Regions from separate parts of the Homo sapiens genome. Here all the other regions are linked to region 6. A link is a loop called in an ENCODE intact Hi-C map of the cell type or tissue named here. Cell type or tissue: MCF 10A. All regions are shown on one strand.

Region 1 (5,000 bases), 450 kb before region 6:
CAACTTGTAAATAAATGGTGCACTCTTAGCTCTCTATTAAACCCAAGTCTAGCTGCGATGGCAAGTTTTTTCCTTAAGAGGGAGCCAACAATTCCCATTCAAGATGACTAAGTCCAAAAAGACTGCAGAGAACTGTAATTGAATCCAAACCAATGTTAGCATACAGAAGGTTTAAATGAATAGGACAGAACAATGTTCTTGGTGTCTGGTTGTCCATTTTGGCTTGACCCATTTCAAAGAAAAAGGCATGTCCTCAGAGTTGCAGATTCAGTGCTGTTTCCTACTTGTTATTTCTGGATTGTCGGTAGAATCATTCTACCAAGGTTCCTGTCAGGTCCTTAGCTGTGCAGTGGGGAGTTAAGGAATGAGTCATGTTCCATTTTTGTAATGGAGTTGCAGGGAGCGTGGCACCTATGAGAGCCACCATGATGGCAGCAGTAGCAATTAGGGAAGGATCTCCCAGGGAAGGCGAATCTTGAAGATAAAAGTTAATTAGGACTGTGAGTCCAGCAGTCCTCCCCTGAAGGCACCTTCCTTCATTGTCACCCTTAGAGGATCATGGTGTCATTTTATTGAGGAAGCTGGTGGGTTTCTTTATAAATGGTGACAGCACTGAGCCTCTGGCTGCTTTGACAGAGTTGGAGCTCTGGGACCCCTGTAGGAGAAGTGGAGGGCCGGGGGCACTCCTGCCAAGACCAATGTCTGTGGACTTGTAAACACTTGGATTTAGGGGAGGAGGTATGGTCACTTGGCAGAGACCCAGGTTCTACACAGAAAAGTGATTCTGGTTATACTTGCAATAGGGGACAGCTCTTCTTGCCTCTGGGTCTAAGAACATTTCCAAACAGGCAACATCTGTCTAAAATTCCTGGGAGGGAGACATGCAGCAGTTATGGGGCATCCTGAACGACCAGGTGAGGCTGGCAGCAGAGGTCCCAAGTGGAGTGGGGAGAATAGGTCCTTGAGAGGGTGGTCACGTCATGAATCTCCAGGTAGAAAAGACCAACTACTAGGAGTATCTTAGGCAAAGTGACAGAGAATAGTAGGCTATTGATGTACTACTGCAAACACAGCTGTCTGGGAGTGCTCACTGGAGTCAGAGGGTCCCCCACAGGGAAGTATGTCAGCAGCACTCACCTGCAATGGCACAGTCTTGGGAGGCCAGGCCTGCCCAACAAAGCTACCCAATGTTACTTCACAGATGACTGGCTCAATCTAAAGGCAAGACACAGCTGCCTAGAGTTTCATCAGAATAAAAAAAGTATCTCCTTTTTGTTGTTGTTGTTTTTGAGACAGGATCTCATTCTGTTGCCCAGGCTGGAGTGCAGTGGCATGATCACATTTCACAGCAGCCTCAACCTCCTGGGCTCAAGTGATCTCCCACCTCAGCCTCCTGAGTAGCTGGGATTACAGGCGTGCACCACCACACCCAGTTATTTTTTTTTTTTTTTTTTTTTTTTTTTGGAGAGACAAGATTTTGCCATGTTGTCCACGCTAGTCTCCAACTTCTGGGCTCAAGCAATCTGCCCACGTTGGCCTCCCAAAGTGTCGGGATTACAGGTGTGAGTCACTGTGCCTGGCCAAAAATACCCTTTTCTTTCTTTTTAAAAAAATTATTATTATACTGTAAGTTTTAGGGCACATGTGCACAACATGCAGGTTTGTTACATAGGTATACATGTGCCATGTTTGTTTGCTGCACCCATCAACTCGTCATTTACATTAGGAAATACTCTTTTCCTGAACTAGGATGAAGTGGGGGTGAGAGTTGGCAGCGGAAGCCCTAAGAAAGTATGGACACATTACCAGTCCTAATTCTGCCCTTTTGGTAAAATAATAGTTTGGAAGGCGTGGTGGGTTAGGAGCTATGCTATATAGTCCAGCAGTCTCTGCCTGTCACAGGCTGAACCTACAGGTATTATTGGTGACATTTCATTCTGGGTAGATTCGTGGAGTAGGGCCCTTACTTAAAGCTGCTAGGCCAGGTAAACTTCCAGCAGCAGATTGCCCTGCCTGAAGACTCCTCTCCTTCTGGCACAAACAGAAAGGCACCCCGAAGAATTCCTCTCCCTTCCCCTAAGCTGGAAGCTTAGAATTTCCTGATATAACTGCATCTGAAGGAGAGAGGGTTGGTATCTGGGTGACCTACGAACTTTCTTGATTGCTGCGGAGACTGTGGTTAACACTAAAGGCTTGGCGGTGGTGATTGGGGAGCCTATGGGCTATTTTCTGGCTGAGTCGGGCTCCGTTAACTGCAATTAATATTTCTTCCACCAGAGGGCACTATTGGAAAGCAGAAAGTGGTGGGTAGCGTTGGTGGTCAAGGCTTCTCAGGAATAAGCTAGGATAGTTCCCCGTTAATCCAGAAACTCTTCTGCGTTGGTCTAGAGCCTCCACAGATAGTAGGAGAGCGGGAAGAGGAGGAAAGGGATAGATTTAGTGAGCAATTTCTACAGAGCCATTTTCCCAATTATGATTACTTTTCATAACAAAGAAAAAAACAAACTATAAATGAATTCCTCATCACAGCCTGAGGCCTCTGGTGGGAGAATACAGGTCAGTGGAGGACCTTGGGCCTCTGTTTGTATATTTACTCTCATATGTGGCCTATTCCCTGTGGCCAAACAGCTAATCGTCTTCTCCAACCTGAGAGCCTCGCTGCTCTCCATTCTTGGTGATTCTCCTCCTTGAAAAAGTCTATTATTTTCTTTGGTTATTTATTAAGCTAAAGATAGCCTTTTTGCTTAAAATTTCCATTCTCATTGCAGCCCCATTTGCATTTTTAAAAATAAATAATGCACATGTAGTCAATAAGTGGGAGATAGATGTGCTTTTGAATTCTCAAAATGTGGCATAGACAATGACTTTGGGGAATGATGCAATAGATTACATAGTGTCCCTCCTCTTAGAAGACTTATAACTATTTTCTCCTAAAAACTGAATTTATGACCCACTTGCTTTATCCTAATAAAAATCACAACTGTGTTTTATTGCTGTTGGCATAGATTTAGGCTGTAATTAAGTGGAAATTTACCTCTGATATATTCATCAATAAGCTGTACATTAACTTCCACATGCTTGGCAGTTGGATCAAAGGCACAAATATTGTTGACTAAATATTTGTTAACATACTGTGAACAAACAACAAGAGAAAATTTATGGGATCACCAGGAAGCAGAAATACAGTGCCCAGTTCAACAGCTTACATAATTCCATTTATATAGATTTTAAAATAGGCAAAACCAATCAATGGTGTTAGAAGTGAAGATGATGGTTACCCATGGCCGGGTGTGGTGGCTCACGCCTGTAATCCCAGCACTTTGAGAAGCCCAGGTGGGAGGACCACCTGAGGTCAGGAGTTCGAGACCAGCCTGGCTAACATGGTGAAACCCAGTTTCAACTAAAAATACAGAAAATTAGCTGGGCGTGGTGGCGGGCACCTGTAATCCCAGCTACTCGAGAGGCTGAGGCAGGAGAATTGCTTGAACCCAGGAGGTGGAGGTTGCAGTGAGCCGAGATAGCGCCATCGCACTCCAGCCTGGGCAACAAGAGTGAAACTCCGTCTCAAAAAAAAGATGATGGTTACCCTTGGGGTGGGTGGGGTGAAGGGATGATGAGGAAGGGTACAAAGGAGAGCTTTTGGGATTCCATAAATGCTCTATTTCTTGATCTAGGTCTGGTTACGTGAACGTGTTCCACTCAGTAAAAATTCTTGCATTTGTACCCTTATGATTTATGCAATTATGATTTGTACAGTTAAATTTGTTTAGGCGATTCTTCAATTTAAAAGGTGCTTTTTAAAAAAAAACTTACAAATTTACACTTATCCCAACTTCCAAAGTCACTTGAAAATTCCAACTCTGGATGAAAGAACAAGATAACCGCCTTCAGGATGTCACGCACTAGTTTCACGTTGGCTTCCAACTCCATAGATTTGCTGTCTTGAGGAGAATTTGGCTCTGTTACAAGAGTATGGTCATAGAGCAACAGTGACACAAATTCCATGGAATTGAGTAGTTGGATGCTTTCCTGTAGCTCGAGCAGCATGATTCGGAAGAAGAGAATTCCTGCCCGCTGGACTTCCCTGACATTTTCAATCTCTGGAATAACAAAATGATAGCTCACATTGCTGTTCAGTCTAATGTACATTGCTGTACATTACTTTTTCATAGGATTCTGAACATATTATAGTAAATGTTTTTGTCAAGAAAAAGCAGACCATAGCCTTTGGTTTTAAACAATCTCAGTTTCTTTAGCCATGAAATCAAAAGAAAGCAATGAAATTACTCCCGGTGAAGCTCATAGGAAGAGGCTTTGAGAAAAGGCAAAAACTTGGGTTTTAGAGTTAGACCCTGGTTTGAACACACGCTGTCACCCTTATTAGTCTATTGTCTCTCTGAATATCCTTTTCCTCTTCTGTGAAAATGGGCTTAATCCCTACTTCCTTGGTTAGCTGTGAGAATTAGAGAAGATGATATATGTAAAAGTGCTTAGTTACAGGCGTTACACATAGTGAACACTTAGGAGACATGAAATTTCTCCTTTCTTCTTATCCCACTCTATGACATAGTTACAAATCTTTTGGCTCAATCCCACATAGTGTTACTCTGCTAATTCTATTCACTTCATTCTAGGAAGCCAAAGGTTTCCAGGCCTTCTTCCTCCCTCCCTCTCTCCAGCTGGCATTGCGCTGAGAGTAGCCTAGTGGATGTGGAATCACAAAAACTAAAGTCTAATCCTGGCTCTCCCACCAGCTTGCTATTGGACCTTAGATAATCCACTTTACTTTTGCAGTCTTTAGCATCTTTATCTGTAAAACGAGATGTTCTGATTACTTAATGCTGTATAACATAGTGGGAAGAGCACCCAAATCTAGGTTCAAATCCAGCCCTCACCATTTCTTAACTGTGTGACTGGGGGCAATTTGCTTACTTTCCTCACCTGTAAGTGGGGTATCACTATTCATCTCATAGGGTTATGGCAAGGATTGAATGAAATAA
Region 2 (5,000 bases), 71 kb before region 6:
TCCTGATGTCGTGATCCACCCGCCTCAGCCTCCCAAAGTGCTGGAATTACAGGCGTGAGCCACCATGCCCAGCCTCAACTGGCAGTGTTTTTAACTGCTAGTTGTTTAAGCTATTATTTAGCAATATGTCCTGTTGTAATAACATCGAACACAGAATAAAGGGTTAAAGTGCTGCCCAGAGTGTCAGATGACATGGGGGCTTAAGCCCAGCCCTACTGCTAACTAGCTATGTGATTTTAGGGTAAATCAGTAAATTCTCTGGGCTTCAGTTGATATATTAGATTCTCTGTTACAAGCTCATAAATGTTTTGTTTTGTTTTGTTTTTGAGACAGTCTTACTCTGTCACCCAGGCTGGAGTACAGTGACGTGATCTTGGCTCAGTGCAAATTCCACCTCCCGGATTCAAGCAATTCTCCTGCCTCAGCCTTCCGAGTAGCTGGGATTACAGGCACATGCCACCATGCCCGGCTAATTTTTGTATTTTTAGTAGAGATGGGGTTTCACCATGTTGGCCAGGCGGGTCTCGAACTCCTGACCTCAAGTGATCCACCCACCTTGGCCTTCCAAAGTACTGAGATTACAGGCGTGAGCCACCGCGCTCAGCCAGAAATGAATTTTAACTATCATAAGTAAAATATTTGTCAGAAAGTTGTCAGACATCCTAATGGGAGGCTAGAGGACCAAACTTAGAGAACAGACATATGAAAGGAAAATAAATCTCAAAATCATCACCCAAATCATCACCAAGCCAAAGGGAAAAGTCAAGCTGGGAAGTGCTTAGGGCAAAACTGCCCCCCATTCTATTCCTAAAAAGATAGCTACTAAGTTTTTTAAAAGCTACATACCTCCCTCACAAGGAATTTCCTTGTGGACAAAGGACAGACAGAACTCAAAGTCATCCCTCCTCTGCCCAGTGAAATAAATGCAAACCTGATTGCCTTCTTTGGAAAGGCTAATCAGAAACCCAAAAGAATGCAACCATTTGTCTTGTATCTGCCTATGACCTGGAAGTCCTCTCCCCACTTCGAGTTATCTCGCCTTTCTTGACGGAACCAGTGTACATTTTACATATATCGATTGATGTCTCATGTCTCCCTAAAATGTATAAAACCAAGCTGTGCCCCGACCACATTGGGAACATGTCGTCAGGACCTCCTCAGGCTGTGTCACAGGCATACATTCTTAACTTTGGCAAAATAAACTTCCTAAATTGACCGAGACCTGTCTCAGATATTTGGGGTTCAAAGGAAAGAGCTAAAGTCATTCAGGGAAGACCAGGGAGCAGGAGCAGAGTGTCCCATACCTCGACACTCCCCATGTATCTAAAGCAGTACGAATAATGGGGTATGGTCCCAGGGGAGAGTTTCCAGGGGAGATTCAGATTCCACGGGGAGAATTTCCAACTGCCAGATGTAAGCCACATTCCAGCTTCCTACAAAACCCCTTGCAGTTCCAGAGTTGGACGCCACTAGAACCACATTTGAATGGATTCCCCAAAAGGAGAGTAGGGTGATATTGAAAAAGATAAATCTATTGCTGAACAGCCAAAACCAACAAATGTCAAAGCAGATGTGCCCCATCTGTAAAAGCTAGAAGGTTAATTGTATGACCAATGGTAAAATTATTGATCCTAAATTATGTCTCTGTCAGACATTTCTAAGATGCACATGGTTAAAGCAAAAATGGAATTAGAAGATCGTATCAGTAAGTGAACATTCAAAATGAACAGAACAAGTAATTTTGGTTTTTTGTTTTGTTTTTGCCTTCCATTGATGATCTGTAGTGAAAAGACCAGGAAGTTTCGTCCAGATTGGAATTTGTCTCTCAATCTTGAACAAACAGATCCTTTTTCCCCCCTTCAGTTTTAGGAAAGGGGAAAAACAGATAGCTGCATCCTAGTATAGTTGTGCTGGGCATTGTGCAACAGAGTTTAAGTGGAAGATGAGCTGGAACTAAGTCTGATGGTTATCGTTAATGAGTAAGAACCAGAGTCCTAAGCTCTTCTCTGCTTCGGCCGGTAATTGGTTTACTCATGTGGCCCAGTCTCTGCTGGTCTGGTGATAAGGAGATAAATAATCCTGACTCTTGCATTCAGAGGCATGTGTCTGGGAAGTCAATGCCCTCAGGGAGAGGGTTCCAGGTATGGCTGGGCATTCTAGTATTCAATGTTTGGTCATGCTGCAGGGGTAGGGCGGGAATGTCTAATTACAGAGAACATTACAATATATGAGTTTGGATTTTCTCCTGTTGTATTCTAAATTCCTTTAGGATTACAGAATCACATTTTCTTCACTACCTAGAGGTGTACTTTTGACTTTTGAAGCCAGGTTGCATACATCAAGGAACAGTTACTTTTTCCTTCCAGTTTTAGGGGTTTGGCCAGATTTTTTCATTAGGCATTAGTATTGATAGTTGTGTAATTCCTTGAACTCTGGTCTGATATTTGAAACTTTTTATTATGAAATTCCCTGTCTGTGGTGTGGTCACACCAAGTGGGAACATGAATTCCTTTCCACCTAGTGGGGTTGACAGAAGCTGTCCTAGCACCTTGAATCTGAAAATTAAACAACGAAGCAGAGAAGGCTTATCAGGAGGAGAAAAATATTGGGAGAGTGGAATATATTTGAAAGTTTTTGCTAGATGAGTATTCTTCAAGACAAAAGTATGAGTTCAGATTATGTGTGGTACTTGAATTTAACATAAATACCAACCAACTCACTTTGTGCAATAATACTGCATGCAGTCGTTATTACACAATAATTTGCCTGCTAATTTTGGCTTCAAGCAGAAATATCAAACCAACTCCAGAGTTTGGCATTACAAACATAAACATGAAAATCTGCTTCCTTCATTTTAGTATAACATCTACTTTGTGCCACTTGATTTCTCATAGTAAATGAGCCATTTCTTCTTATATGTGTGCATGTAGAACAGTGGAATTTCTATCCAACTGACGTTCAGCAGTTAGGCCAGGTATGTTGTTGCTTTGTTTTGCTTCCTTGACCTTCCTGCTGGTCATGGATGATCACCCTGGCCACATTCCTCAAAGATTATTTCAACCTCAGAACAGTTAAATATTTTCTTCCCTTAGTTGACCTTTTCCTCCACACTTTGTCTAAGAAGAAACTACCAGTTAACAAATGTCATACTTTAGGAAGTGATTTTGATCAGAAAGGATTGTCACAGAGCACTTTCCCAAATATATTTAAAGCCGAGTGCTCTTTCCTCCATTTTTTGAGACTGAGATGCCACTGTCATTCCCAACAGATATTACAACTTGCTCTACTGTCCAGCCCAGCTGGATTCATCTCAGACATGTTCTTTATTCCCCTCAGTGTAGTCTTTCTGTTTATGGCCTTGTTGGGGAAGTGGTGGGGAAAATGAGAAGAGTTGGAATCCGAATGGATTTCAGTTCTTTTCTCTCACTCCTGTACTCTACATTTTTTTTTTGAAATGGAGTTTCGCTCTGTTTCCCAGGCTGGAGTGCAGTGGCGTGATCTCAGCTCACTGCAAACTCCACCTCCAGAGTTCAAGCAATTCTCTTGCCTCAGCCTCCCAAGTAGCTGGGATTATAAGCGTGTGCCACCACACCTGGCTAATTTTTGTATTTTTAGTAGAGACGGAGTTTTGCCATGATGGCCAGGCTGGTTTTGAACTCCTGGCCTCAAGTGATCCACCCTCCTTGGCCTCCCAAAGTGCTGGGATTACAGGCATGAGCCACCACACTCAGCCCCTGTACTCTACTTTTAAATTCTATTCTGTTGAAAAGGTGTGTAGGTAAGACATTGTATTTCGTCCGCCATAAACTATATCATAAAGCGAAAACAACATGGTAGAGCATGATTTGGAGCATAAGCTTTCAAGTCAAATCTTGGTTTGAATCCTTGCTCTGAGGCTTACTAGCTGTATAGATTTTAGGCAAGTAACTTATGATCTCTGAGCCCTCAGTCTCTTACATGTATATTGGGGGTAAAAATAGTACCTACTTCATAGAATTGTTAGGAAGGTTAAATAAAGTAATGTAAAATGCACCTAGCATACAGTAGATATCTAGTTGAGTTAGCTATTATTAGCTCTCTCTCTCTCTCTCTCTCTCTCTCTCTCTCTCTCTATATATATATATATATATATATTTCTTAACTAGGGATGACTTTCCCCTTATTGAGCAAGCAATCTATGGCAAAGAGAAGCATAGATGTTTTTAAGTTATAAAGACTCTGGAGAACTTCACTGTCAGGAGTGCTCTATTAGAAAGGTGATTCTGTCATTTTTGTATCAAGCAGCTAATTATTCTCTTTAGATCAAGAAAATAGTATTTTCTTTATCTCATTCATTCCTTACTGTGGGGCTTCTTAAGTCCTTCGGGGTTATATTTAACTTAGGTATCTGTAATCACATACAAATGACTTCATAGAGTTTACTGCAGTTCTGTTTCTGTGCCAGACTCTACAGAACTAGTCAATTCAGAAACATGAAAAAGTTTTCACCTGCCTTTCTAAAGAACCGGTTTTTTTGTTTGTTTTTTTTTTTTTTTTTTGAAGCAGAGTTCCCCTCTGTCGTCCAGGCTGGAGTGCAGTGGCACAATCTCGGCTCACTGCAACCTCCGCCTCCCAGGTTCCAGTGATTCTCTTGCCTCAGCCTCCCTAGCAGCTGGGATTACAGGCACCCGCCACCACGCCTGGCTAATTTTTTTGTATTTTTAGTCGAGATGGGGTTTCGCCATGTTGGCCAGGCTGATCTCGAACTCCTGACCTCAGGTGATCTGCCCGCCTTGGCCTCCCAAAGTGTTGGGATTACAGGTGTGAGCCACCACGCCTAGCAAGAACAGACTTTTTAATTAGACAATTGACAACTCCTTGTCAATTGAATTTTTAAGCAGCTGTTTCAGGAAGACATATTTACATAATAAATCTTTTACTATTCTGGCAAGATATACCAACCTTTTATCTTACACAAAAGTATATGTGATTAAATTTACATATAATTTTCTTCATATGCA
Region 3 (5,000 bases), 380 kb before region 6:
GGTTGTTGAATTTTGTCAAAGGCCTTTTCTGCATCTATTGAGATAATCATGTGGCTTTTGTCTTCAGTTCTGTTTATATGCTGGATTACATTTATTGATTTGCATATATTGAACCAGCCTTGCATCCCAGAGATAAAGCTCACTTGATCATGGTGGATAAGCTTTTTGATGTGTTGCTGGATTCGGTTTGCCAGTATTTTATTCAGGATTTTTGCATCAATGTTCATCAAGGATATTAGTCTAAAATTCTCTTTTTTTGTTGTGTCTCTGCCCGGCTTTGGTATCAGGATGATGCTGGCCTCATAAAATGAGTTAGGGAGGATTCCCTCTTTTTCTATTGATTGGAATAGTTTCAGAAGGAATGGTACCAGTTCCTCCTTGTACCTCTGGTAGAATTCGGCAGCGAATCCATCTGGTCCTGGACTCTTTTTGGTTGGTAAGCTATTGATTATTGCCACAATTTCAGAGCCTGTTATTGGTCTATTCAGTGATTCAACTTCTTCCTGGTTTAGTCTTGGGAGAGTGTATGTGTCGAGGAATTTATCCATTTCTTCTAGATTTTCTAGTTTATTTGAGTAGAGGTGTTTGTAGTATTCTCTGATGGTAGTTTGTATTTCTGTGGGATCGGTGGTGATATCCCCTTTATCATTTTTTATTGCGTCTATTTGATTCTTCTCTCGTTTTTTCTTTATTAGTCTTGCTAGTGCTCTATCAATTTTGTTGATCCTTTCAAAAAACCAGCTCCTGGATTCATTAATTTTTTGAAGGGTTTTTTTTGTCTCTATTTCCTTCAGTTCTGCTCTGATTTTAGTTATTTCTTGCCTTCTGCTAGCTTTTGAATGTGTTTGCTCTTTCTTTTCTAGTTCTTTTAATTGTGATGTTAGGGTGTCAATTTTGGATCTTTCCTGCTTTCTCTTGTGGGCATTTAGTGCTATAAATTTCCCTCTACACACTGCTTTGAATGTGTCCCAGAGATTCTGGTATGTTGTGTCTTTGTTCTCGTTGGTTTCAAAGAACATCTTTATTTCTGCCTTCATTTCGTTATGTACCCAGTAGTCATTCAGGAGCAAGTTGTTCAGTTTCCATTTAGTTGAGTGGTTTTGAGTGAGTTTCTTAATCCTGAGTTCTAGTTTGATTGCACTGTGGTCCGAGAGATAGTTTGTTATAATTTCTGTTCTTTTACATTTGCTAGTGTTCTGATAATTTAAAACAAACCTGATATAGTCCTAAAACATATTTCTAAACACTTGACTTATAAAACAAAACAAAATAAACCAGTATATTCTACCTTTTAAATTGTTTCCGTCAGTATATGAATTTTGAAAACATTGTTCTTAAGGTTCTTTCTGAAGTAAGGAAACAAAGTGGAAGGTGGAAGAAAATTAAAACTCACGACCACCAGACGAGTTTCCTACACTTAACCCACCCTGCTGAAGTCTCACTTTTCTTCTGCTATGCATCCCTCAGCAGCAATGAATATACTAGTTTATAATGTTTGCATCTGTTCATTGCCGTCTGTTCATTGCTTTGTAATTATATGTGTGTGTTTGTGTGCACGTGCTTGTGTGCGTGCCTGCATGTGTCCTTAATTTACTAATATTTTGATCCTCTCCTTCTCTGGTTCTACCCTAGTCCAATCCAGTATGTCTGTGCACATGTGTGTCTCCAACCCTCAGACGGGGAAATAAATTCCTGCATATACCTACAGACACACTCCCATACAACAATGCATTATTGTATTGAGTAAATATTTTTTATTTTCTTAATAACTAAGAGACCAGAAGTAAACATTCTAAAGTAGTTACTTTGGGTCTTCATTTACTATGATAAAACAGATGAAAAGTGAGAGAGGTCACAGTCAACAAACAGATTATCACCTGTTCATTTATCCATCAGAAAACAGATACGCTAGGAAAATGGTAGGAATATGAAGGCATCTGTGACATTCATTCTCTCCATTTCTCTTTTTCTCTATATTAATTATTACTCAGTGACTCAGTTTTCTCCATACTCCATCCTGAGTACTAATTACATTGCTCTTTACAAATGATCTGAGGGGCAATTGTATGACATAGTATCTCCACTAGGCGGCACCTGTGTGTAACATCTCTACTTCAAGCCCAACATTTATTATTACATTATCTTCCAGTTTCGTTAAATGAGTACTGATAAGATAGCTTTAAAGCAATCTCTTTGAAAGCAAGTGCTCCAAACACTACTTCTATGTCATATGGGATGGCCCAATGATTTGTTGGTGAGATAACTAAAAACTTTCAATAAATATTTCTATGTAAGAAATACTTTCTTGTTTCTGTTCAGGTAACAGCTCTTCTTTATAATGAAAGTGTCTGATTGTGTGCTGTTTGCACTTCAAGAAGAGAAAGTGGGAAATTTCAGGAAAACTAATATTAATTAGATCAAGCCATCCATTAAAACAAAATTATATTTGTTTATATATATAAAATAAATAATGTATATCACTCCATTTTCTCATTTGTGTGTTGTTTTATATACATGTATTATATATATTTATATATAAATATTTAATAAACATTATATTATATATAACAACACACAAATACATGCTCATATTTTATATAAATGTAAAAATATTTATATATTTACATATAATATATACCATATTTATTAAATATTTATATGTTATATATATAAAAAATGACACAAAGGAGAAAATGGGGTAAAGGTGATATATACCTAATAGTACTTATATAAACTCATTAGCATTCTATATAATATCTTTGTAGATGGAGTTCTAACCTAACTTTCCTCTCTTATTTCTCATCCTTCCCCAGTCATATTCCTCACATCCTAGTAAAAAAAAAAAAATTATTTCCTATCATGTAGACAAACCATACTCTTTCAGACCTTTATGTCTTTTTACATGTTGTTCCTTCCTGGAAAGCCTTTCTGCTTTTCCTACATCTGTCCAGCTACATACATATTAAGACCCAGCTATATATATTATCTGAGACATCTTGGCTCACCTACTCTGTTAATGTTCCTCCTCTGACATGCTGATACAATAATTTGTAATTATTTGCCTGTTTGTCTCCTCACTTACCTCTGTAACCCCAACAGCTGGCATACACATTAAAAAGTGACCACAGTGGGGTCCAAAAAATTTAATTGCACTGGTTCAGAGTCACCTTATTGGAAGGTCAGGCTTGAGCCTGCTGTGGAGGATGAGAGTCAACTGCCATCACATGAAAGATGAATTCATATTATCTTGGGATGTCTCTTTATAGGGTCTCAGAGTATAATTATAAACAAGACTACATACTACAGATTTTAAGAATAGTGCATATGTGGGCCAGGCACAGTGGCTCACACCTGTAATCCCATCACTTAGGGAGGCCGAGGCGGGTGGGTCACCTGAGGTCAGGAGTTTGAGACCAGCCTGGCCAACTTGGCCTCTACTAAAAATACAAAAATTAGCTGTGCATGGTGGCACACGCCTGTAATCCCAGCTACTCGGGAGGCTGAGGCAGGAGAATTGCTTGAACCTGGAAGGCGGAGGTTGCAGTGAATCGAGATCATGCCATTGCATTCAAGCCTGGGCAACAGAGAGAGACTCTGTCTCAAAAAAAAAAAAGAAAAAAAAAAAAAGAATAGTGCATAGGTAAAATCCAACTTAAACTAAGCCGAAAGAAGGAAAATATTCATAGAAATAACAATTATAACACAATTTTTAACTAAATAGAGACTATGCCAAAAAGAAATCTGTACTCTAATATTCTTTGCAGTATTATTCACAATAGCCAATATATGGAACCATCTAAGTATTCATTAACAATGAGTAGATTAAATGTGGTGTATATACACAATGGAATATAATTTGGCCTTAAAAAAGAAGGAAATGTTGTCATTTGTGACAACATGGATAAACTTGGAAGACATTATGCTAAGTGAAATAAGCCAAGTACAGAAAGACAAATACAACACGATCTCACATATGTAAAATCTTGAAAAATGATGTGAGATGATGAATATGTTAATTAGCTTGATTTAATCATTCTACATTTTATATATATAAACATCCCGTTGTACATAAATACACGTATTATAATTTGTCAATTAAAAATGTTGATAAAAATAAACTAAATAGAGGCGCTGAATAATAGATGAAGAACAAAAGCACAACTGAGAATTAAAAGACTGATTTTAGGAATTCTTCTAAAATATGCATGACTGAGGCTTATTCTAGAAACAGAGGGATGGGCTGGGCACGGTGGCTCACGCCTGTAATCCTAGCACTTTGGGAGGCCGAGGTGTGTGGATCACCTGAGGTCAGGAGTTCAAGACCGGCCTGGCCAATATGGGAAAACCCCGTCTCTACTAAAAATACAAAAATTAGCCAGGTGTGATGGCAGGCACTTGTAATCCCAGCTACTCAGGATGCTGAGGCTGGAGAATTGCTTGAACCAGGAAGGCGGAGGTTGCAGTGAGCTGAGATCACACCACTGCACTCCAGCCTGGGCGACAAGAGTGAAACTCCATCTCAAAAAAAAAAAAAAAGAGAGAGGGAGAGAGGGATGGTTCAATATTTGGGAATTTGTTGATCTAATTCATTATATTAATAGAATAAATCAATATAATCATATGATTACTCAATAAATAAAATAAGCCTTTTGATAATACTCAAAATCAATTTTTGCTTTAAAAACACTCAATTAAATTAAGCATAGAGGGAAACTCTTCAGCTTGGTATTTATCAGAATGTTCATTATAAATAAGAGCAAACATATTTATTGAATAAATAAATGAATAAATGGATGGAATAAAACAGAATACAAAGCCCAGGCATGCTTACAAAGACTGCATTTGTTCCAGAGGCACTTTCCTCTTCTCTTCCTCTCTTACTCTAACAGGAGGAATCAGAAGAGTCACCAGAAAAGAAAATGTCAAGCCTCTAAACTGAAGATTCAAAGTGAAAACAAACTGGTGTCAGGCTAGGAAGAAAGTCAAGAAAGCATCCATAC
Region 4 (5,000 bases), 170 kb before region 6:
ATAAAATAAATAGAACCCACTTCTAAAAGCAGATGATGATGATTAGTTCCCTAATTTATGATTATTATTGACAACATTGACCCATTCATCTTTGTTTCTATGAGAATTCTGTTGTGCAGTCTCTAAAATGGTTGCGTATGTGAAAATGTGGGATGGCTATAGCTAAGAATATTCTTGTTTGAGGAATTACTATCTTTTTGTATTTTAAATCAGGGTGTTTGCAGACTGAATCTACATTATAGAAAATGGGGCACCTTGGTTGGAGAATCTGTCCTACAATACTTGTTCTTTCTTTTACATTAGTCATTTATTCAAAATTTTTATTCAGCATTGCTAGGTGCTGAGTATACAGCAGTGATCAAGAGACAGTTCCTGCCTTCAAGCTTATAATATGGAGACCAACAAGTAAACAGGCAGTGTGAGAATTGCTACACTAGAGAACTGTAGAGGGAGTATGGTTGTATTTGGAAAGACCGTGGAACCCAGTCCTAGAGGGATCAAGGAAGGCCTCTGGAGAAAGGGACACCTAAGTTCCAATCTAAAAGATAAGTAGGGCTGGTGGGGTGGCTCATGCCTGTAATCCCAGCACTTTGGGAGGCCGAGGTGGAAGGATTGCTCGGAGCCAGGTGTTCGAAACCAGCCTGGTCAACCAAGCGAGACCCTGTCTCTAAAAAAAATTTTTTTTAATGAGCTGGGCACGGTGGTGTGTGCCTGTAGTCTCAGTTACTCAGGAGGCTGAGGTGGGGGAATCTCTTGAACCTAGGAGTTCAAGGCTGCAGTGAGCTATAATCACACCACTGCCCTGCAGTCTGGGCTTCAGAGTTAGATTTCATCTCATGAATGAGGGAATAAAGGATTAATAGAAGTAGGCAAGCAAAAGGGGGAATGAAGGGTATTCTAGGCAGAGGGAACAGTAAAGTCTGAGACAAGACGGAGTGGTATGTTAGAGATACTACAAGACTTTAAGTACAGCAAAATTCACCTGCAGTTGAAGTGTACCTATATCTGAAACTAAATGATATCATTTTGTAGGATATGGGTAAAAGAAAATACTTGTGATACTAACACTGGTGAGGAGTAGAGGAAAATTAACTTCCAGCTAATGGCAGTCTATCAAGCTACTAAATAGGATTGCTTTTGCATATTTATTTATTTAGAGACAGAGTCTCACTCTGTTGCCCAGGCTGGAGTGCAGTGGTGCAATCTCAGCTGACTGCAACCTCCGCTTCCTGGGTTCAGGTGATTCTTGTGCCTCAACTTCCTGAGTAGCTGGGACTACAGGCGTGTGCCACCACGCATGGCTAATTTTTTTATTTTTAGTAGAGACGAAGTTTTGCCATGTTGGCCAGGCTGGTCTTGAACTCCTGACCTCAAGTGACCTGCCCGCCTCAGCCTCCCAAAGTCCCAGGATTACAGACATGAGCCACCATTCCCAGCCTGCTCATACATCTTTTTTTGACAAGAGATCAAAGCAGAAAAAGGAGTTTATAGTACTTTACAAAATCTAGCCTTAGCCTCTCAAAAGTTTAATGAAATTCTCAACCTTTTTATTTAGTTGTTATCATTCACCTTGTGTTCTAGTTAATGAGAACTGAAGGCTCCTACCAACCCCCACTCCACCATATAACAGCTCCTCAGCCTGCTGAGGCAAATGCACATATCAGAGTCTTTGTCTAGTGGCCTCACCTTACCTCTGACTTTAAAGGGATAAAGAACTTCCCCAGTTGACCAAAATGAAAAGGAAAATCTAGATTGAAATTATGGTCCAGATAGTATACACATAGTTAGACATCAACTTGGGTGGTGGTTAGGATGTGCCTGAGATGAGTGGGGAAGATTGAGGTAAGATAGTCAGTGATGAGTGCTGTTGTTGGCATTCCAGATATGCCTACCACATATAAGCACATGTGGCTGTCAGCTGAGCCAGACTCCCAAAGTATAACTTTTCTACTGGTCTATTTTGCAATTAAGAAGCACGTTAGGCCGGCTGTGGTGGCTCATGCCTGTAATCCCAGCACTTTGGGAGGCCGAGGCGGGCGGATCACCTGAGGTCAGGAGTTCGAGACCAGCCTGGCCAACATGGCGAAACCCCGTCTCTACTAAAAGTACAAAAATTAGCCAGGCGTGATGGCGGGCGCCTGTAATCCCTGTTACTCAGAAGGCTGAGGCAGGAGAATTGCTTGAACCTGGGAGGCGGAAGTTGCAGTGAGCCGAAATTGCGCCACTGCACTCCAGCCTGGGTGACAAGAGCGAGACTCCGTCTCAAAAACAAAACAAAAAAAGAAGCATTTTATACCACAGAAAGATTTTCTGTGAAAGACTGATCTGCTAGCTAAAGACTCTGTCCAAGTTTGAAGGCACTGAAAATGGTCTTTAAACAAAATAATTTTCTCAGAATTTTCTATGAATGCACTGCTTTCTCCAGTTCAACCACAGTGTAAGCTTCGACTCGTCTGCCCTCTAGTGGAGGCCCATAGTTAAATTAGCAGTGTCACTGGCTTTGGAAAAACTACCTAACTTTTCTCGATTGGCTTTCCAAATTGTAGTGTTTCCTAAAAAAAAAAAAAAAAAAAAAAAGCCATCAAAACAACATATTTATAATTTTCTAAGATGCTAATAAATACCTTCCCTGGCTACCTCATAGGATCAGGTTCAAAGTCCTGTCTCCTGCAGCTTATCTTTGCAGCCTACCTTAAGGAAAGCTCTGGGTTTTAACTCAGCTAGTCAGTTCACTGCCACTCCAAGATGTCAAATGTATTTCTACTGCTCTTCCCTTTTCTTCATCTCTCTTCTGAATTCCTGTGACATGTACTTCCTGTGCCATACATTTATACTGTATATTTTGGAACAACTTTTCAGATAAAACAGGCAGATGAACTCCCCTTCAGGCAGATGAACTCCTTGAGTATGGTACTGTTTCACACTTTTCTGTGTCCCCTATAGACTCCAGCAGCTCTCAGTGAGTATATTGATTATTTGCTGTTCAGAGATATTCAATATCCTCTTTTCCTCTATTGATAGCTGAAAAGGTAATTGTCTAGATTTAAATATAAATAGTAAAATATTAACGTAGTAACAATTCATTTCCCCCTAATGAAAACTGTCTTAGCAGTATACCTACATCTTAAATATTCTAATTTCTTTTTTACTTGGGCCACTAACTGTATTTCCCTACTTTGTAGTTTGAAAGTGATTTTAGAAAGTTTGAGAAAATTATGCTGTTCATTTAGGAGTATTTGTTAAGTAATCGGTGTTGCTTCATTATCCTTCTTTACATGTTCTTCGTCCTTATTTCTAGATAATGTTTCCTTTTGTAACCTTGGTTAGTCCTCTTGTTCTTTATATCCATGAACAATTAGAATGTTTAATGCTACAAGAAACATAACAGATGGATTTTATTTAGCCTCTTCCAGGTGTTATGAGTGCTTCTCATTGTTTAAGTTTCTTGTGGAAGCGTGGTAATCACGTGTAGCAGAGGCCTGGTGCTAAACCCAGATGCCAGGCTAAGCAATTGGTATAGCTGGTAGGACAGACGAATAAGAAAACATATATGGGCAAAAGAGGCATACAGGTAGGATCCCCCAGGTGAAGCTAAGATCACAGTTAAGAGTTTTAAACCAAAGTTTAGAGAACAGAAGAGATGTGGCTATAAGTAGAGGAGGAGATATTCAAAATATTTCACAACTAGTATGGTATAGCCATCAACCAATCAGAAAAGATGGGAGCAAGACCTGGACGTCCCCTGCTGCACTAGGCATTTACCTGGTTGTGGCTGGATCATGACACACTCAGAGGGGCTCCAGGCAGTCACTATTTCAATATTTTAACAGTTAGTACAGCTGTATCAGTATGTATTGGCTGAACATAAGACTCTATGTCCATATTGAGGGCTCAGGCTACAATGAAGGAAATGGACCAAGTGTGGGGTCTTCAGAAAGTGGGATCTGGAATTTCACCTGAATGGAAGGGAGCAGAATCTGGAGCATTCCTTTAACACAAGAGGAGCAACCTGTTCTGGTAGAAGGTGTTATTTGACCTTTTCAGACAGAATCCTGACTTGGCTGTGTACTCTTAGGTTACTTTGAGCAAATTATCTCACTTCCATGAGGCAGATTCATCAACTGAAAAATAAGGCTATAATCATACCTACATGGCATTCATTCCGGAGTGGTTCAAATGAGACAATAATCATGAAGAGACTTTGTTGACTTTTCTGGTTCTGGCAAACAAGAGAATGACACAGAGGCAGAGTCTTCTTACTATCTTATGATGGGTGCCGCATGCTGTCTGCCCCATATTTAAGCACTCATCTTGGATTGGCAAACCAAGTATATGACTAATAACTTAATGGAGGAAAAAAGTACAAAATATAGTGAAATTAGCCTAAGTTTATTTCTGGTTTTGCCACTTACTGGTTGTGAAATCTTGAACCACATTTATTAATTTGTCTAATATCTACTGAGCATCTTCTGTATGCTTAGCACTATAAAAACATAGTCCTGCTCTACAGAGCTTACAGTCTAGGAAGGGAATTTTTTTTTTTTTTGATAGCTGAGTTTCTATGATCATACTGCTCTCCTTGGTTACCTAGCACAGGTACCTTGAGTAGGCAGAGGCTATGTGTACCCTGGGCTTTTTGATGTTGTTTCTCCAAACCTTTAAGCCAAAGGTTTTCAGTCTTAACTGCTTATCAGTTATCTACAGAGCTTTTTTAATGTACTGATTCCGAGGCCCCACAACTTGTTGTATGCTAGTAAATGTTTAAAAGCCTGTTTTCTAAGCAGGGGCTCATGTGTGGCATTTGCTGATTTTGCTGATAAACACATCCGCCTTGGCTACCGACGTGTCTCACAAGGTTCCTAAAAATGTAACAATTGTTATCTAACAACCTAGCCAGCTCCAGCACACCAGCGGACCAACGTCAGAGCTAAAGAATAAGAACTTATAGGCATGAGGGCCGGGCATGGTGGCTCACGCCTGTAATCCCAGCACTTTGGGAG
Region 5 (5,000 bases), 59 kb after region 6:
AGTGAGTGGGGCTGGAGGGGTGGTGGGCAGAGACTGCGCAGTCCGGGACAGGGCCCTGGGAGGTGGCAAGGTGACCACCCTCTCCCACCATGCTCCCCATTCCTCCTGTGTGCCCCATGCAGCCCCATCAAGTCAGAGTTCATCAGGGCCAAGTACCAGATGCTGGCATTTGTGCACAAGCTTCCCTGCCGGGACGATGATGGAGTCACCGCCAAAGACCTCAGCAAGGTTTGAGGGGCCCTACAACAGATGGGTGGCCCCCTCCTCTTCTTCCCATCCACGACTCTCTGAAGGCCTCTCCTTTGTCCCCACTGAGCCCTGGGCCCCAAAGGCAGCCAGGTCAGGGTAACAGTAGACAGGGTGGAGAGAGCAGATTGTTGGGTCAGGCCGTGTGTGGCTGAGGCTCCCCAGCAACCAAGTAGACACACAAGGCTAGAAGCCCACAGCTGCCACTCAGAAGCTGGGAAAACCTGGGGGTAGTTGCTTAGCCACTCATAGCCTCAGTTTACTCATCTGTAAAATGGGAAAGAAATAACAGCATCTACTTCATAAATAGTATCTAAGCAGGGCACACAGCACACGTGGTAGATGGTGACTGACGGCAGCGTTTATTAATTGGCATTAACCCCTAGCGGGAAGCCTCTGTCCTCCCGACATAGTCTGGTTTGGGCAGGCCTCCTTGGAGCTGCTAGGTGTCCCAGGGGCAGCCAGGGTGCAGCTTGTGGGTGGGGAGGTGCGCCTCACGCACATGCGTATTCACTGCACACTCTGCTCCTCTTAGCAACTACACTCGAGCGTGCGGACAGGCAACCTGGAGACATGTCTGCGCCTGCTCTCCCTGGGTGCCCAGGCCAACTTCTTCCACCCAGAGAAGGGCACCACACCTCTGCACGTGGCTGCCAAGGCAGGACAGACACTGCAGGCCGAGCTGCTTGTAGTGTATGGGGCTGACCCTGGCTCCCCTGATGTTAATGGCCGCACACCCATTGACTATGCCAGGTGAGGGTCGGCTGAAGGGTGCAGTGTGGGTGGGTGGGGGTGTGGGTGAGGGCTGCTGCTGCAGGTCTGAGCCATACCCCCTCCTCACAGGCAGGCGGGGCACCATGAGCTGGCGGAAAGGCTGGTTGAGTGCCAATATGAGCTCACTGACCGGCTGGCCTTCTACCTCTGTGGACGCAAGCCGGGTGAGCAGAGCTTGGGGGGCGCCTGGCTGTGACAGGCCTGGCTGGGGCTGGGCAGGTGGGACCTGGACGCACCCGGCAGCAGGTGCCATGGTGACAGAGCGGCTGGGGAGCAATGTTGCTAGGCAACTGGCTCCTGTGAAATTACTGCAGGCTCTGGGCCATAGCATCGCTGGGGCTAGGGAGTGGGGGTGGGCATCCTGCATCCTCCCACGAGCTCCCAGCATTCTTGGGGGTGGCCTGCCCTCCCCACTTTCCCCTGACACTTCTGGGTGCCAGCCCTGCTCATGGCAGTGAGGTGGGCTCCCAGCTGCTGAGGCCACCCAGCACTAGTGAGTGACTTGGCATTTTTATTTTTGTTCAGATCACAAGAATGGGCATTACATCATCCCACAGATGGCTGACAGGTGAGTGCCCACCTGATGCCCCTTTCCAGAGGCTGTTGGATGCCATGTGGGTGGCTGACCCCCAGAGCTCCCAGCCCAGGTTTCAGAGGCCTAGGACCCTGCTCCCTCCCCCCAGAGACTAGAGGCACAGCTTAGTCCTCAGTCCCTAATGCTGGGCCCCAAGGCAGGTAAAAAATGTCAGCTCCATATGTGGCCCGCATAGCCTGAGCCCCGTGACTGTCAAGTACATGGAGGGCTTGGGTGTGAGAAGCTACCTGTGGGCCGGGCGCGGTGGCTCACGCCTGTAATCCCAGCACTTTGGGAGGCCGAGGCGGGCGGATCACCTGAGGTCGGGAGTTCAAGACTAGCCTGGCCAACATGGAGAAACCCCGTCTCTACCAAAAATACAAAATTAGCCAGGCGTGGTGGCGCATGCCTGTATCTCAGCTACTCGGGAGGCTGAGACAGGAGAATCGCTTGAACACAGGAGGTAGAGGTTGCGGTGAGCCGAGAGCACGCCATTGCACTCCAGCCTGAGCAACAAGAGCAAAACTCCAAACTCCGTCTCAAAAAAAAAAAAAAGAAAAAGAAACAGAAGCTACCTCCGGCTGGGAGGGTGGGCCACTGGGTTCTGTCCCAGTGGCACCGACCCCACTGTCTTTAGAGAAGCCTCTGCTCTTCGCTGAAAAGATGGGTGGGCTTCAGGGATGTGACTAACTTTGTGACTGCTGGCTAGGCCTCTAGCGTGCTCAGAATTAGGCACGTGCGCTGAGGCTGGTTGAATGAGGTGTTTCTGCTTCCGTCTGAGAGGCAGTGTGGGACACCCCCTGCCACTCACCCAGCACATAAGATGGATGCTGGTGCCACCTGGTGGCCACCTCTGATGGCCATGTCCTCATGCCAGGCTGTGCCTGCTGGCCTGGATCTGGAGAGAGGAGGTGCTCTCCTCCCCAAGGGCCTGTGTGGGCAGATGGGCATAACCAGGCCTGGGCGACTCAGATCCTAAACCCAGACCTCTTCCAGACCCCAAGGCTCCTACTTCTATGGTCTGATTCTACCTGGGTTGTGTGTGCATGCGTGCATGTGTATGGTAAATACACCCAAATATGGGCTCCATTCAACAGCACATTAACTGAGCACCTTCCCGGAGCCAGCTACTGCTCTTGGCACTGGGAGCACAGAGGCAGCTGAGACACAATCCCTGCCCTTAAGGAGCTCACAATCTAGCTGGGGAGGCAGCCTAGCCAGGTGATTCTAGTCCTCATGGGGGAGTGCAGCAAGAGAGGCAGAGGCATGGAGGGTAGAAATGCTGCATGGGAATGGAGGCAGCCCCCGGGCTGGAGCACAGCATGGGAGGCAGGGAACCCTACAAGCAAGACTGGGATAGAGACGAGCTGGAGAATGAGCAGCCCCGAGAGCATCAGCAGGAGCAGTGACCATCCCGAGAGCGGAGAGTTCCAGGCACAGAAGTGTGAAGTCATCTCTGCTGCTTACTGGCTGTGTGACTTGCAGGCTGCTTGACCTCTCTGAGCCTTGGTTATCTCTCCTGGAAATGGAGATGACAGCATCTATTTTTCAGGGAGGAGAGGATTAGATAAGAATGTATGCAAAATGTTTAGCCTTTTTTTTTTTTTAAGAGTTGGGGTCTCGCTCTGTTGCCCAGGCTGGAGTGCGGTGGCTTGATCATAGCTTACCACAGCCTCAAACGATCCTCCTACCATAGCCTCTTGAGTAGCTGGGACTACAGGCACATGCCACCGTGCTCAGCTAATTTTTAAATTGCTTTTGTATCTCTGTGTTGCCCAGGCTGGTCTCCACCTCCTGGCCTCAAGCGAACCTCCCACCTTGGCCTCCCAAAGTGCTAGGATTACAGGTGTGAGCCACTGTGCCCGTCCCTAGGGTATTCTGATGAAGTATGTTTGGAGTGTGCCATATGCACCTGTTATCACTGCAGTGCCTTAAGGCAAGGGGTAGTGCAGCCAGGTGTATCCAAAAAATCACCCTGGCTGCTGGGTGGAACAGGATTGTAGGGACAAAACTAGAAGGAGGGAGATTAAGAAACTTACAAAGCCCAGGCAACAGGTGATTGAGGAACCTGGGGAGCTTCACTAGGACTGGAGGGTGAGGGAGGCTTCAGGTGACTGCCAGGTGGCTGACACTGGTGGTGGACAAACAGGTCACTGAGAGGAAGAGCAAGCCAGAGGAGGAGGGGTGGGGGACGCGGTGAGATGAATTCAGCTTTGTCCCTTCTGGGCCGGGTGTGCGTGGAGATGGGTCTGGGCCTGATGTGAAAAGGCGTGTGCTGCCCTGCTCCTGGGTAACTGCCGCCTCTGTCCTGTTCTTCCCTCTGCTGCCTTCCTCTGGACTTAGATCTCGGCAAAAGTGCATGTCTCAGAGGTATATGGTGCCTGCCGGGGCAGCAGGCCTGAAGGTGGGGTAGGGCGGGGAGGCATTTGGTGTGCAGCATCTGGGGTGCCATCTCCCCGGGATCCCTGCATGTTGGGGAGGTTGCTGGCATGGGCCTGGCCACCTCTCAGGTCTCTCCTCTCCTCCCAATTCCCATCTCCCTCTGCCCTCAGCCTTGACTTATCCGAATTGGCCAAAGCTGCTAAGAAGAAGCTGCAGGCGGTAAGTCTGCTCCAACAGTGCCCTGACACTTGAAGCTGGCCCCTCTCTGATCCCCCACCCTCTGCTCTTGCTTCCTCTGCCTCTGACTCGATGACCTTTTCCAAGTCTTTGACCTGTCCCCTCACTGGCCTCAGCAGTCCCCTCTCCCTGACCTCCCTACAAGGGGATGGACTGGTCCCTTCTCTCCCACCTTGGAGTTTGGAACATGATCCCTTTCCACTTTCCCATTCTGAGACTGTAGGGGCTGGGCAGCACAAGGAAGGCCACCGGTTCCCCAAGGCTCACAACATGCTGGGGAGCTGGCCTTGGCACTGGGAGCCGATGCATCTGACAACATCTGGGCCCCTCTCTTCCTCCAGCTCAGCAACCGGCTTTTTGAGGAACTCGCCATGGACGTGTATGACGAGGTGGATCGAAGAGAAAATGATGCAGGTGAGTCAGGGAGCAGGAGTGTCTGGCGTGGAGGACCCGAGCGGCCCAGGCATGGGTCTCTGGTCCTTTACTGGGCTAAGAAGGGGTGCCTGGGGTTGGGGCTGCTCAGAGGCCTGCAGATGAGCCCCTGCTGGCTGTGAGCCTGCCTGGGCAGCATCCCAGGCTGGGTAGAGTGCTGAGGGGGAGGCGGCTAGCGTGCTCCTCCCCCAGCCTCAGACTGGGGCTCCTCTTGCTCTGGCAGCCTCCCACTTTGGCTGTCTCCCTGGTACCGCTCCACCCCCCTGCATCACTCCTTCCTGGCCACAGCCGGATTCCAGCCCAAACTCTGGGTTTGGATGAGTGGCACTGGCCTTGTTCCATTTGTCTGTCCCCA
Region 6 (5,000 bases):
CTCCTGGTCAGGTGACAGCCAAGAGCAATGGAGATTTAAAAGGATTTTCTTACTAGCTTTCCAGTTAAATAATCTTAAAGCATCTTGGGCGATGCACATCACACAAAAAAATATTCAGATAATGCTTTTTCTCTTCCTTTATACAGGCTGCCTAATACCCCAAAAAGTAACTATAGGCAGCCTGATTTTACTATAACTCCTGGCCCTCTTTTTTTAAAAAAAAAAAAAAAAAAGACAATGTCTATATTGCCCAGGCTAGTCTCACTCAACTCCTAGGCTCTAGGAGTGATCATCATGCTTTAGCCTCCTGAGTAGCTAGATTACAGGCGCAAGTACTCCATTTTTAGCAGCCTTTTCCTTTATATAACTTTCTCAGAGTTGATGTTTCACCAAACACGTAACAATATGAAAGTGGAGGCAAGATAATGGGACGACTTATGCATCTGTCATTTAAATTTCCTTCTTCTTGTGCTCACTTGGGCAGCACATACACTAAAATTGGAACTATACAGAGAAGATTGGCATGGCCCCTACACAAGGCTGACAACTTAAAAATATTTAAAAATAAAAATAAAATTTCCTCTTGTTCATTAACTAGGTAAAAGGCCAATTATTTCCCAGAATGACCTCATCACCTTATGTATGTCTGTGTCTTTATATGAATCCAAATTCAGGTCAGAGGCCACTCAAGGGGGAAAAGGATCTGAGACTTGGTTATATCATCCAGGATACAGACCAACTCTGAAGTTCCTTTTTGGCAAGCTGTTTATTTGCTGCCTGCCTGGAAGGGGGTGGGAGGTGGGGAGTCGGCCGAGTTTAAAATTTAATAGTTTAAAATAATAGATATGATCTAATACATTACATCTATTCCTACCAGTGATGAAGTGTTAGAATAAACTGTCTCAGGACAAAGCTTCATTGGAAAAAAACAGTTTAGTGTAACCGACTAAAACATGATGAGGCCAGGCGTGGTGGCTCATATCTGTAATGCCAACACTTTGGGAGGCCGAGGCGGGCAGATCACTTGAGGTCAGGAGTTTGAGACCAGCCTGGTCCAACATGGTGATACCCTGTGTCTACTAAAAATACAAAAATTAGCCAGGCATGGTGGCGCATGCCTATAATTCCAACTACTCTGGAGGCTGAGGCAGGAGAATTGCTTGAACCAACAGAAGGGAAATAAATTGTGGCATACTCATTACACTCTGTGGATTACCTTTATACACAGTGATGAATCTTTAAAAAAAAAATCCATTGGTGAAGAATATATACAGTGGGATACCATTTATATAAAGTTCAAGACATGCAAAACAAAGCAGTATTAGGAACAAAACATGTTGACACTATAAAGAAAAAAAAAGGGAATGATAAGCACAAAATTCAGGATGGAGGTTACCCTTGAGTAGGGAGGAGTGAGGAGGGGACCCCTGAGTGAGAAGTGACACGTGGAGTAGCAGTGTTTCACAGGCAATGGAGATGAATCAGCTGCTTGCCATTCTCCCTCCAGGTCCTATTGCAAAAATGAAAACAAGGCAGCAGCATCAGACCTATCTTTAGATTGTTTTTTTTTTCTCTCTCTTTTACAAGTGTCAGTTTAATTCCAGAGCCCTGGCCCAGTATTTTCTGATGATTTTCTCCCCAAGGAAGAGAAGGAAATCCCTGCTGGTTACACAGCTGCGATGTCAGACTTCCTCTGAAACATGCACTGTTGCTGCCTATTAGCATAACTTCAGTCTCTCATTCTCTCCTGACTGATTAGTGATCTGCAGGCAGTTTAAAAAACATACTTTGGAGGGGCCGGGCGTGGTGGCTCACGCCTATAATCCCAGCACTTTGGGAGGCTGAGGCAAGCGGATCACGAGGTCAGGAGATGGAGACCATCCTGGCTAACACGGTGAAACCCCGTCTCTACTAAAAATACAAAAATAGCCAGGCGTGGTGGCGGGTGCCTGTAGTCCCAGCTACTCAGGAGGCTGAGGCAGGAGAATGGCGTGAACCCGGGAAGTGGAGCTTGCAGTGAGCCGAGATCGCGCCACTGCACTCCAGCCTGGGTGACAGAGCGAGACTCCGTCTCAAAAAAAAAAAACAAAAAAAAAACATACTTTGGAGGATTCTTGGGATCATTAAACTTCTCATTTTGCCTGTTCTGTTATTAGAAGAGTGAAAACAGCCACCCCCTGAGAGGTCTTCCCAGTGATTTGCATCCCAGGCATTGTCCTACTATGGTGGGTGAGAGAAGCTGGTGCAGGTTTGAACATCCTCATGATAGGTGAGGGATAGAAATTGGGGAATACACTCATATTTATTTCAGGAAACAAGGATGTCTGCATATAAGAGAAGAAACTTTAAAAGGAAACCACTGGCCTCAGTTGGTCATAATGTACAACTTAGGCCCCACCTATCCAAACAGTCAGCTTGCCCCTCCCCACAGCCACTCACTTGAGATGCGTGATATGTTGTCTCCTCCTAGGGGTGGCTGGAGCTCATGCAGCTTGGAAAGGGTGAAAACCCCATCTTATACCCAGCTGATTGATTACAGCTTGTCTTCATAAAAAGATTGACCTGCTCCTTCCCAGGAAAGCACCCCTTTGCTGTGCAGGCATGAGTCAGAGAGAGCCCCACCCAAGCAGCAGACAGGCAGGGGGAGCTGAGAGCAGGTGCAGAGTTGAGAACAAACAGGGGGTCACATTAGTGCAGGCGCCTGAGCATGACTCGGCAGAGCCCAGGCGTGGCCCGGAGCCCAGGGCAAGTTGTTTTGGGCTGAGTTTCCCATTCCACCCTGCGGTTTGGTAACTCCTCATCAGCTTGTAAGTCATGGAGACCACACCCCCAAGGACCATACTTAGTGACCTGTTTCCTGGGCAGATGAACCTGACCAACAAAAGGGCCACCGTTCTCTTTTTGGCTGGGGTTTTGGGAACTGTTTAAGAGTGTGTGGTTTGAAATGAAATCTCCTCCCTACCTCAGACCTCTTTCATAAAATGGTGATGGAGGGGAGTCTTCCTTTGGCCCACCTGCTTTTTCCACGTGTCTCCTTAGCTTAATGATTTTTACCCAGAGATTCTTCTGAAAGGGCCTATCCTTTATGCTGTTCCCTTCATTCTGTTACTAAGCTTTCTCTCCAAATTTACTAGCCGTTCCTTTGCTTTCTGATTCCAGAATGCTTACCATCAGTTCTTCATCCTAGTTATGAGGACTTGGTAATAGGTTCCAACAGAGTATTCCCTTTGTGTTACTTGTATGTTTTGATTTTAGTAGGTTTTTTTCTGATTATAATTTTTAAACATGCCCATTTTTTAAATTCAAAAATTGTAAAAATATAGAGGCCAGGCTTGGTGGCTCACTCCAATAATCCCTGAGGCCAAGGCAGGAGGATCACTTGAACCCAGGAGTTCAAGACCAGCCTGGGCAACATAGTGAGACCCCCATCTCCACAAAAATAAAAAATAAAAAAATCAGCCAGGCGTGGTGGCAAACACCTGTAGTCCCAGCTACTACTAAAAGGAGGCTGAGGCAGGAGAATCACCTGAGCCCAGGAGGTTGAGGCTGCAGTGAGCTCTGATCGTTTCACTGCACTCCAGCCTGGTGGCAGTGTGATACCCTGTCTCTGTGTGTGTGTGTGTGTGTGTGTGTGTGTGTGTGTGTGTGTGTGTGTGTGTGTAAAATATAGAAAGTAAAAGCCTTCCCCAGAAGTATTTCTACCTTTCTTGAAAGAATCACTATTATCAGTTTGGTGATGTTCCTCCAGATTTTTTCCTATATTATTCTAACATAGACACTAATTTCAAATGTGTTTGAGGTTTTTTTTTTTACTGAATAGTATACCTTGTATATCATTCCACTAAAATACCTGACAGGTTTTTTTTTTCCTTTTAGTTTTTTTTTTTTCTTACCACAGAAGATTTCTGTAGACCTGACAGCTTTTAACAGCTCCACAGCATATAGTTGTATGGATTATAATGTAAATCCTTTTTTGTTGTTGTTTGGTGTCTCATCTTTTAGTATCACAAATAGTGTCATAGTAAATATCTTTTTTTGTTTATTTGTTTGTTTATTTGAGATGGAGTCTCGCTGTGTCACCCAGGCTGGAGTGCATTGGTGCAATCTCGGCCCACTGCAACCTCTGCCTCCCGGGTTCAAGGAGTTCTCCTGTCTCAGCCTCCCGAGTAGCTGGGATTACAGGTGCCCGCTACCACTCCCAGCTAATTTTTGTATTTTTAGTAGAGACGGGGTTTCACCATGTTGGCCAGGCTGGTCTCGAACTCCTGACCTCAAGCGATCCGCCCGCCTTAGCCTCCCAAAGTGCTAGGATTACAGGCATGAGCCACGGCAGCCGGCCAGTAAATATCTGTATATATCTTTCTTTATTTTTATTTTTTATTTTTTTTTTGAGACAAGGGATCACTCAGTCACCCAGGCTGGGTGCAGTGGCACAATCTCAGCTCACTGCATCCTCACCCTCCTGGGTTCAAGCAATCCTCCCACCTCAGCCCCCTGAGTAGCTAAGACTACAGTCATACGCCACCACACCTGGATAATTTTTTATATTTTTGTACAGATGGAGTTTTACCATGTTGCCCAGGCTGGTCTCGAACTTCTGGGCTCAAGCGATCTGCCCGCCTCGGCCTCCCATGAAGTGCTGAGATTACAGGCGTGAGCCACCTTACCTGGCCATATGGATATCTGTGTGTACTTGTAGTAGTATTCCTCCAAGAAAAATGTATTAAGGAAGAATTGTTGGTTAAAGGGTTAAATTTGGAGAGCTATTGCCAGATTTCAGTCTTTAAAATCTACAGTTCAGCTGGGTGTGGTGGGGGGCCAATGTGGGCATATCACTCGAGGTCAGAAGTTCAAGACCAGCCTGGTCAACATGGCGAAACCCCATCTCTACTAAAAATACAAAAATTAGCCAGGCATGGTGGCATGTTCCTGTAATCCCAGCTACTCGGGAGGCTGAGGTGGGAGAATTGCTTGAACCTGGGAGGCAGAGATTGCAGTAA

Evidence for each region. Peaks named below come from ENCODE experiments on the same cell type or tissue, not always from the same donor. Only the 100,000 strongest peaks of a DNase experiment are listed, where the experiment ranks them.
Region 1: it touches region 6 in a loop (14-fold over the local background); 15 of 110 quality-filtered maps call a loop at or near these places.
Region 2: it touches region 6 in a loop (5-fold over the local background); 10 of 110 quality-filtered maps call a loop at or near these places.
Region 3: it touches region 6 in a loop (20-fold over the local background); 16 of 110 quality-filtered maps call a loop at or near these places.
Region 4: a loop joins it to region 6, with 12 times the contacts of the local background. A loop is called at or near these places in 6 of 110 quality-filtered maps.
Region 5: a loop joins it to region 6, with 12 times the contacts of the local background. A loop is called at or near these places in 9 of 110 quality-filtered maps.

What each region holds. Positions count from the first base shown.
Region 1 is chr17:30,090,971-30,095,970 of GRCh38, reverse strand. EFCAB5 (EF-hand calcium binding domain 5) reads right to left here. Exons shown (of 23, transcript NM_198529.4): 21 at 3,814-4,100; 22 at 3,035-3,131. Among named protein-coding and RNA genes, the nearest start is that of NSRP1, 23 kb to the left of the region's middle. In MCF 10A, CTCF peaks have their summits at 32 and 2,301 (motif pointing right); DNase peaks (open chromatin) are centred at 90 and 2,270.
Region 2 is chr17:29,708,128-29,713,127 of GRCh38, reverse strand. The region is part of intron 3 of SSH2 (slingshot protein phosphatase 2); the gene reads left to right. Among named protein-coding and RNA genes, the nearest start is that of SSH2-AS1, 71 kb to the right of the region's middle. RefSeq lists an enhancer at 1-9. In MCF 10A, no CTCF peak of the experiment used is centred here; a DNase peak (open chromatin) is centred at 2,067.
Region 3 is chr17:30,018,984-30,023,983 of GRCh38, reverse strand. All of the region lies in intron 7 of EFCAB5 (EF-hand calcium binding domain 5), which reads right to left. Among named protein-coding and RNA genes, the nearest start is that of EFCAB5, 80 kb to the right of the region's middle. RefSeq lists a silencer at 1,979-2,273. In MCF 10A, a CTCF peak has its summit at 2,090 (motif pointing right); a DNase peak (open chromatin) is centred at 2,093.
Region 4 is chr17:29,805,410-29,810,409 of GRCh38, reverse strand. All of the region lies in intron 2 of SSH2 (slingshot protein phosphatase 2), which reads left to right. Among named protein-coding and RNA genes, the nearest start is that of SSH2, 120 kb to the left of the region's middle. RefSeq lists an enhancer at 306-365. In MCF 10A, a CTCF peak has its summit at 2,435 (motif pointing left); a DNase peak (open chromatin) is centred at 2,459.
Region 5 is chr17:29,577,926-29,582,925 of GRCh38, reverse strand. GIT1 (GIT ArfGAP 1) reads left to right here. Exons shown (of 20, transcript NM_014030.4): 3 at 1; 4 at 123-228; 5 at 782-999; 6 at 1,090-1,184; 7 at 1,546-1,588; 8 at 4,147-4,195; 9 at 4,555-4,627. It also overlaps a transcript of TP53I13 not described here. Among named protein-coding and RNA genes, the nearest start is that of GIT1, 9.2 kb to the left of the region's middle. In MCF 10A, a CTCF peak has its summit at 2,434 (motif pointing left); DNase peaks (open chromatin) are centred at 795 and 2,415.
Region 6 is chr17:29,637,171-29,642,170 of GRCh38, reverse strand. The region is part of intron 14 of SSH2 (slingshot protein phosphatase 2); the gene reads left to right. It overlaps SSH2-AS1 (SSH2 antisense RNA 1), which reads right to left and starts at 2,670. Exons shown (of 2, transcript XR_001752823.2): 1 at 2,440-2,670; 2 at 1,270-1,510. It also overlaps the pseudogene RNU6-920P. RefSeq lists enhancers at 2,326-2,620, 2,492-2,801. In MCF 10A, a CTCF peak has its summit at 2,475; DNase peaks (open chromatin) are centred at 2,480 and 2,630.